Regions from separate parts of the Homo sapiens genome. Here region 2 is linked to region 1. A link is a contact called in ENCODE Hi-C data. All regions are on one chromosome and are shown on one strand. Each heading gives the region's core, a stretch centred on a gene start or an enhancer-like site at or near the end of the contact. The rest is flanking DNA. Distances are from core to core; before and after follow the strand shown.

Evidence for each region. Hi-C counts contacts between places; a loop is a spot of excess contacts on that map. Pooled maps may share reads with other maps.
Region 2: a map with no recorded cell type shows a loop between it and region 1 (2.6-fold over the local background). The contact joins the enhancer-like site here to the promoter of UGT2B17 in region 1. A Hi-C loop is called at or near these places in 5 of 37 single-sample maps with no recorded cell type and 1 of 50 pooled maps.

The regions. Positions count from the first base shown.
Region 1 is chr4:68,574,748-68,582,300 of GRCh38, reverse strand. UGT2B17 (UDP glucuronosyltransferase family 2 member B17) reads left to right here and starts at 5,979. Exons shown (of 7, transcript NM_001077.4): 1 at 5,979-6,350.
Region 2 is chr4:68,901,884-68,909,052 of GRCh38, reverse strand. It overlaps the pseudogene LOC101930041. Among named protein-coding and RNA genes, the nearest start is that of UGT2A3, 46 kb to the left of the region's middle. RefSeq lists enhancers at 1,635-2,525, 2,526-3,417, 4,309-5,201. Within about 2 kb of position 2,497, at least 7 of the 41 ENCODE cell types and tissues checked have a DNase peak (open chromatin) inside an H3K27ac peak, as active enhancers do.

The sequences.
Region 1 (7,553 bases), core at 4,730-7,229:
AGCTAGATTCATGCCCTCCCCCAATTTCTGGCCATGAGGCTTCTTGCCTGTTCAAATTGTTACAAAGTTCAGCTAGAGAAGTCCCTCTTACTGTGGAGTTTTACCCCTGTAATGTTCTTGTATCGGTTCAAACCCTGAGAGCATGCCAACAGAAACCACGAGGTGGTGTGGAGCAACATGCTGTTTTAATGAGCACCTGGGTGCAGGTGGGCTAGGGCCTAAAGGGGCGTCAGCCCCAAGTGAGGATGGGACAGGGGTTTTGTAGTCCTCTGTAAACAGTAAGTGTCCCAGTCTGATGTGACTGCTATGTAGTACCCAGACGGTCTCTTTCTTGATCTTCAGGGGTATGTGTCTTCCAGCCAGGGTAGGTGTCTTCCAGTTGGCTCTCTTCCTGCTTCTGCTATCTTTCTGATGCAAGCTGTTGACACAAATGGCTTTGCATCTTGGAACTGGGCCTGAGAGGAGGAGTTACTCATCCCTTCAAGCTTTCAGGCCCCAGGGAGAATCTTCCTGTTTATTTGGTTATAGAATAAAGGGAAAAGGGGTGACTTTCTCAGTAACTACTTCAGGCATGACACAGGGATTGGAGTGGGCACCTTGGAAAAAAAAAACTTAATTTTTGGGGTATTCTTGAGAGACAGGTTGGTATCCACCATGTCGCTGTAGCAGGAGCACCATCTGTATTGTCTGGAAACATGTCTGTGCCTGCAAGTCAGTTATGTTGAGAGGACCAGGAGGTGTCGACAGGGAGAGGCATGGCTCATTTGCTGCTTCACAAATGAAAGACCATGTCTGGATTAAGGAGGGGTGGTAATTTCTGAGTGGCTCAGAGTCTGGTAAGGGTGGAGGCCCCAAGACAAAATTTTGGTCATACATGATTTCAAAGGGACTATAAAAAGAGTGTGCTTTTGGTGTTGTGCAAAGTCTTATGAGGGCGAAAGGGAGATTTTTTTTGTCCACGACTGTTGGGTTTCTACAGCCAGCTTGGTGAGTTGGGCTTTAAAGACAGAGTTAATTTTTCTAACTTCGCCTGAAGATTGAGGCCTGTAGGGTGTGTGGAGAGCTTACTTTATTCTTAAGGATGTAGAGATGCCTCGGGTAATTTGGCTGATGAAGGCAGGACTGTTATCAGACTGGATGGATGTTGGGAGTCCAAAACGGGGAATTGCAGGTATGCATGATGAGTTTGTGCGATGACAGTTGCACCTTCTGAAGTTGTTGGGAATTCTTCTACCTACCCAGAGAAAGTACAGACAAGGACTAGAAGACTTGTCTTATGACAGGAGTATTGTTTGCAGTTAGGAAACCCCGTTCTTTCCAGATGGATGAGTGTGAGTGCACTACGTGGAGCGCATAATGAGAATTTGAATAAATTGATCTGTTTTCCGGATGCTAGAGTGAGAGCTGGAGTGAGGGCATTGAATTCAGCTTTTTGGGAGGTGGTGCCTAAGAGGAGCGGATTGGCTTCAATAGTGTTGGGGGGTGACACTATAGCATAGCCCCCATGTCAGTGTCCTTGATGTAGGAAGGAGCTGCCATGTACAAACCAAATAAAGGAGGCATCTGGAAGGGATTGGTCTGTTAGGTATGGAAAAGGTATAAGAAAGGTTTGAACAGTATTCACACAGAAGAGTGTAGAGTCTTGGGCAGTTGTAGCTTCAGGTAAGAGCATGGACAGGTTTAGATGGGAGGTGGTTAGCATGGTGATGTGGGGAGTTTCTATGAATAGAGCATACAGCTGGAGGAGCCGTGGGGCAGAGAAAAGACTTAGTACACTGCGGTGAGCTAACATGTCTTTGATGTTATGGGTTGAATAAACTGTTAGGTTGGCATGAAGAGATAGTATTAGGCTTTTAAGAGTGAGGAGAGCAGCTGCCACCAATGCTCAGGGGCAGGCAGGCCATCCAAGAACTGTGGTCTCAAGCTCTTTAGGGAGGTAGGCAACAACCTGGCCGGGTGGGCCCCTTAGACTGGGTTAGAACACCTAGTGCAACTCCACGCCATTCATCAGTATAAAGGGAGAAAGGTTTGGTGAAGTCTGGGAGAGTGAGGATGGGGGCTGAGATGAGAGACTTTTGGAGTAGATGGAAAGGTTGGGTAATAGGCTGTGCAGGTTTTAAAGGCTCATAGAGAGGGACTTTAACAGCTTCGTATAATTTTTTGGCAAGTAAAGCGAAGGAGGAAACCCAGAGCCTAAAATATCCCGCTAATCCTGGAAAAGAGAGAATTTCTTGCTTAGTTTGTGGAGGCGGGAGGGACTGAAGGAGGGAATATGTGGTCTGTTGTGAGCCCTTGCGTTCAGGAGTGAGAGCTAGGCCTAGATAGGTGACTGGGGGGTGCATATTTGGGCTTTCTTAGGGGAGACCTGATACCCCTGTTCTGCCAAGAGGTTTAAAAGAGAGATAGTATGTATGGGTGTTGCAGTCTCTTTGAGAGGGGCTACACAGGAGCAGATTATTAACATATTAAAGAAGAGAGGATGATTTTAGGGATAAAGTACAGAAGTTACTAGCAAGGGCCTGTCCAAAAAGGTGGGGGCTGTCTCTAAAACCTTGAGGTAGTACACACGAGGTGAGCTGACCTGAAAGGTGGGTGTCGGGGTTCTCCCAGGTAAAGGCAAAGAGATTTTGGGAATCAGGGTGTAAAGGAATTGTGAAAAAGCATCATTTAGGTTTAGAACAGAAAAATGGGTGGTATTCGAGGGAAGTGAGGAAAGTAAAGTATATGGGTTAGAAACTACTGGACACACTGGGAGTACAGCTTGGTTAATGAGCCTGAGGTCCTGGACTAAGTGATAAGTTCCATCTGGCTTTTTAACAGGTAGAACTGATGTGTTAAAAGGAGAGTTTGTTGGGCAGAGTAGGTGACTGGTGAGGAGGAGAGAAATGATAGGCTTTAGGCCTATGAGAGCTGCTTGGGGGATGAGATACTGCTTCTGTGATAGGAACGGGGTGGGCTCTTTAAGGGTGATGTGGATGGGGGTGTGGTGCTCTGTGACCGAGGGTGTGGAAGTATCCCAAACAGTGGGGTTAACTACAGGTGCGGGATAAGGAAAAGTTGCATGCTTCAGGGTGGGAGGTCGGAGGAGTAGAAGAAAGTTAGAAGCCTGTTAGAAGCCTTGGAGGGGTCTGGGTTGATGTGTTGGGTACTATGGGGAATGTGGAAGTGGAGAGTAGTGTGGAGTTTTGAAAGAATATCTCTGCCTAGGAGCAGAGCTGGGCATGAAGGCAGGACTAAGAAAGAGTGACTGAAGGAAAAGGTGTGCAGGGAGCAGAAAAGTGGAGGGGGGTCTTGGGGTTTGGAGACTTGTCCATTGATTCCCACAACAGAGACTTGGGAGGACTGGGTGGGTCCTGAAAATTTAGGTAAAGCAGAGTAGGTTGCCCCAATATTAATTAAAAAAAAAATACTGGCCTATCTGCCAACATCAAGGTTATCCTTGGCTCAGATGAAGCAATGGTAGTTGCTGGGGCATCTGTTCCAGGGCACTGTCAGTCTTCAGCGGCAAGGCTGATGAGATCCTAGTAGGAGGTTTTGGCCGGCTGGGGCAGGGATGGGGGCGGTCCTTGCTGGGGCACCTCACAGTCTGACTTCCAGTGGGGTCCTCCGCAGAGAGGGCACAGCCTGGTGGGCTTACCTGGGTTTGGGCATTGCCTGGACCAGTGGCCTTCATTGCCACACTTGAAACAGGTGCCAGGGGGAGGTGGATTGCTAGGAGGCATCTGTGTGGAGCTGCAGCCTGTGGGCCTGCAGGGCCCGTGATGGTGGAGGCAAGCATTTGAAACTCTGTCTTTTTTTTTTTTCTTTTACTTTCCTCGTTATAACTGTTAAAGACTTTGAAGACTAAATTAAGAAGGTGTCATTGTGGGGTTTCAGGGCCATTGTCAAGCTTCTGAATCTTGCACCAAATATCAGGGGTAGATTGGATGAGGAACCAAAGGTTTAAAATAGTGATTCCTTCTGGGTTGGCTGGGTCTAGGTTGGTATATTTTCTCATGGCTTCAGTTAAACAAGAGAGAAAAAAGGCTGGGTTTCTGTCAGGACCTTGGGTGATTTCTGAAAGGTTTTTATAGTTTACCACTTTATGGGCACCCTTTTTGAGTCCTGCAAGGAGATACACAATCATGTGGTCTTGATGGCAGTGTCCAGAGGCCCTGTCTTGATAATCCTGGTGGGGCTCCTGGTTGGGGACTGCCTCCGTGCCAGTAGGCTGGGCAGGAGCTTGATGATGAATTGTATTAGCATGCTCCTGAACCAGGGTCCAAATATGGTCCCTGTCTTCTGGGGTGAGGGTGGAAGAGAGGATAAGTAGAAGGTGAGGGTGGAAGACAGGATAAGTAGAGGTCATACCAGGTTAGTGCATAAGACTGGGTAAGGTACTGAAACTCCCTAATATAAGAGGTAGGGTCTTCTGGAAATGAACTGAGTCTTGTTAGTTTGAGAGATCAGTGAAGGAGAAGGGAACATGAACTCTAACAATACCTTCAGTTCCTGCTACTTCCTGAAGGGGGCATTCTAGCACCCGCACTGAAGTATGGGTGCAGCGTGGGCCAAAGATGGTGCCCAAGCTGGTATGGACAGGAGAGAAGAAAGAAGCCAGAAGGGGTTCCTGCTGAGGGTTTGAAGGGGGAAGGCGGGTTGAGTTGACAGGCAGTGGAGGATACATAGGGGTGTAAGGTGGCTTGATGGGTTTACAGGCTTCAGGAGAGGGCAGTGAGGAAGGAGACTGAGTACAGGCAATGCTAGAGTTTTCCTGAGGAGAGGACGGTGTAGAAAAAGAAGTGGGTACTTTTGGAGGTGATGCCGGCTGGGAAGATGGTGGCTGGGAAGATGGTGACTGCGAAGACAATGAGAAAGCTTGGGGAGTTATAGAAGATGGTTGAGACGTGGGGGTAGGGGCTGGGAGGGGTGGACAGCAGTCTGCTGGATCCAACAAGGAAAAAGAGGTAGGGTCAGGAGGAGAAAGGTTATGAGGGCGGTGAGAATGAAGGATTTGAACAGGTAAGCAAGAATTGCAGAAGTCAGGTTGTGATCTGAGTGCAAAAAGGCCTGGAACAAGGAATTTCTCCCCATTTTTCCAGTCATCGGCAATAATTGCTTTAACCAGTTAAAATTGTAAAGTCAAGTGTTTCATTTGCTGGCCATTTGGACCCGTTATCTAATTCATACTGCGGCCAGGTTTTATTGTATAAAAAAGACAAGGCGCTTAGGGTGGGTATCTTGCCTGAGGCCTAAGGTTTGCAGATTTTTTATGAGGCAGTCTGGAGGGCTGTTTTTTGGAATGGAGGATGGGGAGTTTTCCATATCAAAGGGTAGGCTCTGGAGAACAGGGAAAAAGAAGACTGTCCTGGACAGCTGGAGGAAGACAATAAAAGGAGCTATTATCACCTCTGCCTTTTTGGTTCCTGGAACGGAATCAAATGGCTTAGAGGCGTCCCCCTAAGACCAGATGATCAGGGAGTGCCTGGCACATACTGGAGCCTTCTTGGATCAGTGTTGGATTTTGGGACAGGAGAAACCAAGAGAGGTCATGCAGATTTTCCCCTGTTAACTGGGCTCCCAGGGAAGCCTAACAGTAGGCGAGATCAGTGACCAATGTGCATGTGAAGGAAGAGAAAGACCTTCTCATATTATTTTATATTGTTTTTCACTCAGTACATGTTTAAGAAAAAACAACAAGGAAGTAAAACCAAAGACAGGCAGCCCAAACGCCAGGACTGAAACTATGCCTGGGCCTGCCTGGCCTAAACTTAGTAGTTAAAACTCAACTCATAACTTAGAAACCAATGTTATTCATAGATTCCAGACATGTATAGAAGAACATTGTGAAACTCCCTGCCCTGTTCTGTTTCTCTCTGACCACCAGTGCATGCAGCCCCTGTCACATACCCACTGCTTGCTCAAATCAATCACGACCCTTTCATGTGAAATCTTTAGTGTAGTGAGCCCTTAAAAAGGACAGAAATTGTGCACTCGGGGAGCTCAGATTTTAAGGCAGTATCTTGCCAATGTTCCCAGCTGAATAAAGCCCTTCCTTCTACAACTCGATGTCTGAGAGGTTTTGTCTGTGGCTCGTCCTGCTACATTTCTTGGCTCCCTGACCCAGAAGCAAGGTGACTGACGGAAGGCTGAGGCAGCCCCTTAGGTGGCTTAAGCCTGCCCTGTGGAGCATCCCTGTGGGGTACTCCGGGCAGCCTGAGTGATGAGATCCAAAGAGCGCTCCTGGGTAGGAAATTGCCCCAGTGGAACACCTCACCAGATCAACACGTAGCAGGCCCCCGTGGAGGATTAACACAGTGGCTGAACACCGGGAAGGAACTGGCACTTGGAGTCTGGACATCTGGAACTTGGTAAGACTAGTCTTTTGAACTTGTCCCACTCCACCTGAGTAGAAGCATGGCCTGGTCACCCACGGTGTGCCTGTGTTGGCACCTTTGTTCTGGTTTTGACTTGGCTAGACTTGGTAGGACTAGTCTTTTGAACTTGCCCCACTCCACCTGAATGGAAGTGTAGCATAGCCTGATCACCCACGGTGTGCCTGTATTGGCACTTTTGATCTGGTTTTGACTTGACTTGAATTGCTGGATACTTTGGTTTTGGTTTTTGACCTGGCTTGGATTTCTGGATACTCTGATTTTGGTTTTGATTTTGGTTTGGTGTAAACTGAAATGTTTGTGTGTGCCCTTTTACCCGTTCTTTGTTTTGTGGTGTGTGTGTGCTGTGAGCATGGTGTTTTGTCTCAAAAAAACATAGATCAGGCACAAAGTAAGCCCACTGCACTGGGAACTATGATAATGAATTTCAAGAAAGGATTTAATAGAGACTATGGAGTCACTATGACTCCAGGAAAACTTAGAACTTTGTGTGAAATAGATTGGCCAGCATTAGAGGTAGGTTAGCCATCAGAAGGAAGCCTAGATAGGTCTTTTTAGTTTCTAAGGTATGGCACAAGGTAACCTGTAAGCCAAGGCACCCAGACCAGGTTCTGTACATAGACAGTTACAGCTGGTTTTAGACCCCTTCCCCCCACCCCCCCTCACAATAGTTAAGAGAACAGCAGCATAAGCAGCTGGCAGAGGCAAGGAAAGACCAGCAGAGAAAAAAAAAAAAAAGGCCATCTATACCAATTCTAAGTAAATTTAGACTAAACAAGGTCTTATTAATAGCAAAGGATAATTGAAATTTCAAACTTACAAGGTTTTCAACAAAAGCGAAGTTTGCTAAAAGTTGACAGTGTAACACATATTATGGTAACTTCTAATCTTGTGGCCTTAGACAGTCTAGTCCAAAGACATAAAGAAAGTTCACTTTTTAAAAAAAAGGAATGGTTATCTTCAAAAAAAAAAGGGGGGGGAGGAGGTAAAATTTATGTAAAAAGAGTGTTATATGGTAAATTCTTGTCCTGAAATAAATTAACTTGTTGTTTAAAGAGAAGAAAAAAATGTTTGTAATAAGTCAGAAAGTTGAGACATGTTGAAAAATTGTTGGCGAAAGTCGTGAAAAAAAGTTATAAAAAATTTTATGCAAAAAATGTTGCATAATTTAAAAGTAAT
Region 2 (7,169 bases), core at 1,248-3,747, 330 kb before region 1:
TAAATTCTCATGACTAAACAGAAAAGCTGCCTGGAATGAGCACAAGTTATTTGGCAGAACTATAACAATACAAAATTAAAGATAAATAAACAAATAACATTAGTCTTCCTAAGAATCCATATTAGTGTTTAAAATATTATAAATGAAGAGTCTGTGTCCCATATTTTTTAACAGTATCTTTCCCCATTACTGTATAAGATGCTATTTTAATTATTATTATATGTACTAAGTCAAACACACACACACACACACACACACACACACACAGTTGCATGACTATGCATTAATAATAGAAGAAATGTATGTTGTAGCACCTAACTCCTTCCAAAGGAACTGAGTGATGAGGTTTGTTTAAAAAATTGGTCCTATTGAAAACAGTATGGAAGTTTCTCAAAAAATTTAATGTAAGATTACCATATGATGCAGCAATCCCCCTTCTGGATATTTATCCATAAGAATTAAAATCAGGCTCTCAAAGGCATATTTGCGCATCCATATTCATAACAGTACAATCCCAGCATCTACCAAGGAATGAACAGACAGACACTATGTGGTTTATGCTACAATGTGGATGAAACTTGGTATCATTAGGCTAAGTTAATAAGTCACAAAAAGACAAACACTGTAATTCCTCTTTATAAGGTATCTAAACTAGTCAAATTCATTAAAAAAAAAAAAAGAAAAGAAAAGAAAGTAGAATGGTGGCTACCACGTGAAAAGGACTCCATAAAATAAAAAGTTGTTGTTTAATCAGCATAGAGTTTTAACTTTAAAGCAGAAAAAGTTCTGGAGATTGGTTGCTTAAGATTGTGTACCTAGCAGTACTATGTGTACACTTAGAAGTGCTTAAGTTGGAAAATTTCATATTATGTATGTTTTATCATAGCTTCTACTCCAGCAATTCCAGCTAATATTTGATATCTCATCCTTATTTGCTCATAGCATTCTTTTCAATAGTGTTTGCTGTGTTATTGCTCTTTTGTGATGGAGCAAATTCTTTCTTCATAGGAAATGGACATTTTCCCAGAGCTCTGGAGAAAATAGCATTGCAGTGTTTTGTCTGGGATCGATGGTTGATAACATTACAGAAGAAAAGGCTGATGTGATTGCATCAGCCCTTGCCCAGATCCCACAAAATATTAAATACAGTGCCATAATGTTGGAAAACTAAGAGTCTTAAATTCTATAAAGAGTTAAAGGGTGAAAATTTTCTCCCTGAAAAGTTAACATTTAGGATAATTTAATTTACTGAGATTGAGGCAGGAAATTAAAGAAAGAAAGAAAAATAAAATTAAAAAGAGAAATAGGCTTTCCTGTATTAGGCTAACTAGTCCCAGAGGCAGCAATGGGTGCAGCCCAGACCCAGGGAAATTCTTAATACTATCTAAAAAGCCAGGACACACACCAAAGAAATGTGGTCTGGTGACTCTCTCAGCACTCCTTCAACATAGGGAGAAGAAAAACAAATTTTCCTCTGTTTTATGGTATGACTTTACAGATTCTTGTTCTCTGTAACTAGTAACCTCAAGATTTCTGCTTTATCTAAAAAGCACAGCAAAGGTCCTGAGAAGTCTGAGTACGCCTGAACTACAGCTGTCTGGGCACCATAGTGAAGGTTATAAGATAAACCAGTGCAAGGCTCTTTTGAGCAAAACCTAGATAACAGTCATCTAGGTTGCATAGCAATAGTCATGTGTAATCCTGGGTTATGAACCTGTCACAATTTTATTAATTGTTCTCCTTCTGTATCCCTGCTTTCGTGCCACCGTAAGCCTGCACCAAGTTAGCCCACCCCTTTTTTAAAGTGTGTATAAAAGTCAAGTGCTGTCTTTGTTGGGGGCCCCATCTTTGGATGGTAAGTCCGTTGGGTCTGAGTGTACTCAATAAAGATATCCTCCTCTATATACCCCAAGGTCTCTCTCGGGTCCTCCTGATCCGCTACACACCTGGTGACCCACATGGGACTGAGAGACTGCAGCTTGGCTGGCTTCTTTGCCTGTGGGCGGTCTGGGGCCTCGGCTGTGGGAGACCCTTAACTTCAGGACCCATCAAGGGAACTTAAGCCCAGAGAAAGGAGCTGTTCTCCCGCGTCCCCGGTGCCCCTCCCCTGACAGCACAAGGGAACCCGGAGGGGTTGCAGGACGGTTCCAGGAATGGCGCCCTTTCTTCAGAACCATGGTAAAGTTTTGGGGCCCAAGGCAGGACCTATCCCATAAGGACAGAAGGGGAGCCTGATCACCTCCCAGGGAGTGACAACTAATCCAACACAGAGAGGCTGGGGGACGGTGAGAGTGGCTCACAAATTTGGATGAAACTCACACCCCAACCAACACAGGACGCGAGAGTGGCTCGCTAAGTTAGTTCAGAAGGAAACTGGATGCAGTGAGAGCGGTTCACTGCCCCAACCAGGATAGGGAACTGGGAGCGGGGAAGTGTGTGAGTGCGTGTGAAAGAGACAGTTCTGGGAGGAACCAACGGGAATGACATGTGTGGAGCTGCTGATCTCTTAGTGTAGGCTGTACGCTCCGAGCAAAATGTAGGACCAACCGGGTCCAATCGGTCTAAAACAAAAGGAAAGGTGAATGTGCTGCATCATAACTGGGAGGAAATGGGAGGAAAATCGTGGAAACCCACCCCATTGGAATGTATGTTAAAGAACTTTAAGAAAGGCTTTGCAGGGGTTGAGGGAGTCAAGTTAACCCCTCAGATGCTGAGAGCTCTCTGTGAATTAGAATAGCCCTTTTTTGGTGTTGGCTGGCCTGCCAAATGTGCTACAGATAGGGAGAAAATTGGCCGTGTGTTTAAGGTGGTGACCTGAGTTGGAGGACAGTCAGATAATTCAGACCAAATTTCCTTATATTAACTCATGGCTGAATGCAGCCCTGTTTAGCAGCTTATTGAAGAATGCTCACAGCTCAAGCCAAGAGAAATCAATTGTGCTGCCAGCTACAAAGACAAAGTGAAAGCTTCGCCTGTAAACAGAGTTAAAGGGAAAGTCACAGGAGCTTGTAGCGTGAGCAAACAGAGACAAAAAGAAAGCCACAGGAAAAACCAGTTTTTCAAGAACCACTGGAGGGAAAAGAGACCCCTCCTCCATATGTTCCAATCTACCCCCGCTTTCCCCAGGTTAACTGCCTCTGAGGAGTCAAGCTCAAATGGATACATGCCCCCAGTCTCTCTTGAGAGGGAAAAATCTGAGCCCTCACTCCAGGAAGTTAAGGTGAAATGCTAGGAAAAACAGGCAAGCCACCTCCAGTCAGGTTGTGTTAGGGCTATGCAAATGCCTCTCCTGGAAACTAGAGGACCCCCACTAGAACCCAAAGGAATGAGGCAGCCCAACTATAGCAGCTGCCAAGATACCAAGAGGCACTCCTGCAAAATTTAAGGGAAGGCGGGAGACAGGCAATCAATATAGGAAAAATCTCAGAGGGGCATCAGGGTGCAGATGAAAGCCCCAGCCATTTTTATAAAAGACTTGGTGAGGCCAGTGCATGATGAACATGGCATTTGTAGAGCAGGCCCAGGGGGATATCCAGTGAAAATTGCAGAAAATGGAAGGTTTTAAAGGGATGAATGCTACTCAGCTTATTGAAGTGGCCACGAAGGTGTACATTAACCAAGATCAGGAGGCAAAGAGGGAGGCTAATAGAAGGCTTGAGAAAAAGGCTGATTTGCTGGCAGCATCCCTCATGGATGTGGGTATGGACATGGGCATGGAAGAGGCCAGTCTGGACAGGGATTTGAGGGCCAGCCGAGGCTGGAAAGAGATCAGTGTGAGCGGTGCAAAAGAAAAGGACACTGGAAGGATGAGTGTCCAGAGAATAATAACAAGGAGGACAGTCAGGGCATTCAGACCAAATTTCCTTATGTTAACTCATGGCTGAATGCAGCCCTGTTTAGCAGCTTATTGCAGGATACTCGCAGGTCGAGCTGAGAGAAATCACCTGTGCTGGCAGCTGCAAAGACAAAGTGAAAGCTTCGCCTGTAAACACAGAGTTAAAGGGAAAGTCACAGGAGCTTGTAGGTTGAGCTGAGCAAAAAGTGAAAGCTTCTCCGGCAAACACAGAGACAAAAAGAAAGCCACAGGAAAAACCAATTTTGCAAGAACCACTGGAGGGAAAAGAGACCCCAGGGCAGTAGTATAGGAAGGCCACCTACTGGTGGCTGCCACACCAGGGAGGAACCAGACATCGATCTGATTGGACTGGCAGGGGCTGAAGGATATGAGGGTAGGACAGACCAGGCTGCTTCTCTTTGGGACCCGAGGAGCCCATGGTCAGATTAGAAGTTAGAGGCCAGCTAATGGACTTTACGGTAGACACCAGAACTAAACACTTAGTAGTGACCTGACCTATAGAGCCACAATCCAAGAACTGTGCAACTATTGTAGGAGCCACTGGAGTCTCTGAAAAGTGGCCTGTCGGTCAAAGAGGTGTGTTATAGGAGGATGAGAAGTCCAAAATGAATTCCTATACCTCCTAAATTGTCCAGTTTCTTTGCTGGGAAGAGACCTACTTCAAAAACTGCAGGCACAGATTACATTTGGGCCGCAAGGGAATGTAACTTTAAACGTAGTTTGCCCAGAGGCTATGATGTTAACCCTCACTGTCCTGCAGGCTGAGAAATGGAGACTATGCAAAAAAGACTCCGGAACCAGGAGTAAATGAAATGCATGGGTTACTTACTAAAATTCCCAGAGTTTGGGCTGAAAGTAATCCACCTGGACTGGTGCCAGCGTAAATCAGGCACCGGTGGTGGTAGAGTTAAAACTGGGAGAAACTCCGGTTCGGGTCCGACAGTACTCGCTACTCCCTGAGGACATACGGGGTGTCCACAAACATTTAGAGTGGCTTCATAAGCATGGAATCATAGCCAAATGCCAGTCACCATGGAACAACATTCTCTTGCCAGTGCGGAAGCCGTCTGGGGAATATAGGCCAGTACAGGATTTGCATTCAGAAAACCAGGCCACAGTGACCATCCACCCAGTGGTGTCAAACCTGCATACCTTAATGGGACATATTCCAGCAAGTGCCACTTGATTTACAGTCCTAGATTTAAAGAATGCATTTTTCTGTCTCCAGTTTGCACCAATTAGTCAGGCTAGTTTTGTTTTTCAATGGGGGTAAATCACAGTACACTTGGACAAGATTCCCACAAGGATTTAAAAACTCCACTACAATCTTTGAAGAGGCACTGGCCTCAGATCTTAAAGTCTACACCCCACCGAATAGTTACTGTGTCTTGCTCCAGTACATTGATGATCTTCTTCTAGCAGCCCCAACTCAAGAGGACTGCTTCCAAGGGACCCAAGACCTCCTGCACCTGCTATGGAAGGCAGGATATAAAGTGTCAGGGAAAAAGGCTCAAATTTGCTTTGAAAGTTTCCAATATTTAGGCTTCTATATAAGCTAAGGGAAAAGATGGCTTGGTTGTGAATGGAAGCAGGTGGTTTGTGCACTTCCTACTCCAACCACCTGGTGAAAAATAAGAGAGTTCCTAGGGGTAGCAGGGCTCTGCCACATCTGGATCCCAAATTTCTCACTCATGGCTAAGCTATTATATGAAACCACAAAGTGGGGGAAAAGGAGACCATCCTCTGGGAGGCCAACCAGGAGAAGGCCTTTAAGGAAATCAAAGAAGCCTTGACTCTGGTCCCAGCTTTAGGACTGACAGATCTAACGAAGCCTTTCTTTTTATATGTCCACGAGCAAAAGGGAATGGCCATAGGAGTTCTAACTAAATCCATAGGATCATGGCACTGCCCAGCGACGTACTTATCCAGGCAATTAGATTCTGTGGCATTTGGATGGCCTCCTAGTTTTAAGGCATTAGCTGCCACTGCTCTGCTGGGACAGAAAGCTAATAAACTGACTTTAGGACAGCAAATGACGATCCAGGTACCACACTCGGTTGTAACTTTGATGGACCAAAGGGGGCACCATTGGTTATCAAATCCTAGAATAACTCGATACCAAGGGCTCCTATGTGAAAATCTCTGCATAATTTTAGACTGTGAATACCCTAAACCCAGCTACCTTGCTTACCATTGAGTCAATGCCAGGAAGCCCCCTTCAATGCTGTGTGGATGTGGTAGGTGAAGTGTTCTTAAGCCAGAGAGATTTGACAGATCAGCCCCTCGGGGACCCCGACATTGGATATTTTACTGATGGGAGCAGCTTCATACTAGAGGGTGTCCGCCAAGCTGGGTATGCAGTGGTGACTTTGGACTCAGTAGTGGAGGCGAAGTCTTTGCCTACAGGATCTTCCCCTCAGAAAGCAGAGCTGATAGCTCTGACAAGAGCTCTCCAGTTAGCAAAAGTCCAGAAGGCAAATCTTTACAGAGACTCCAAATATGCTTTTGCCACTTTGCATGTTCATGGGGCTATTTACAAAGAAAAAGAACTCTTAACTGCTGGAGGTAAAGAAATAAAGTACAAGGAAGAAATTCTATGACTCTGAGACACTGTATAAGCCCCCAAACAGGTAGCAGTAATGCAATGTAGGCAAAAGGCAGGAACATTAGAGGCTAAAGGAAGCAGAAAGACAGACAAAGAGGCAAAGCAAGCTGCAATGGCGACTCCACCTTCTAAACAAGAAGCCTTAGCTATGACTCTCCTCCCAGAGATTCCCCTTCCAGAGACCCCAAGCTACACTCAAATGAAAGGGCTTGGTTTACCCAGGAAAATGGGAATTACGTTGAAGGAGGATGATGGAAATTCTCCAATGGGAAGCTAGCCATACTTGAAATGTTGGCCCCCAGATTTGTAAAACAGTTCCACCAAGGAACTCACATGGGAAAAATGGCACTAGAGACATTATTAGGGCATCATTTCTATGTGCCACAGCTCACTGCTATTACTCAAGCCGTTTGTAAACAGTGTTTAACTTGTACTCAGAGCAACCCTCGACAAGGGCCTACTTGGCCCCCGGGGAATTCAGAAAACAGTGGCCATGCCCTGTGATAACCTGCTTTTGGACTTCACCAAACTGCCCTGAGCAGGGGGCTATCAGTACATGTTGGTGCTTGTCTGCACCTTTTCAGGATGGGTCAAGGTCTTCCCCACCTAGACATAAAAAGCACAAGAGGTGACCAAGGGAGGCATTATTCCCAGATTTGGACTGCTCCTAAATCTGGGGTCAGATAATGGACTGGCATTTGTGGCTGA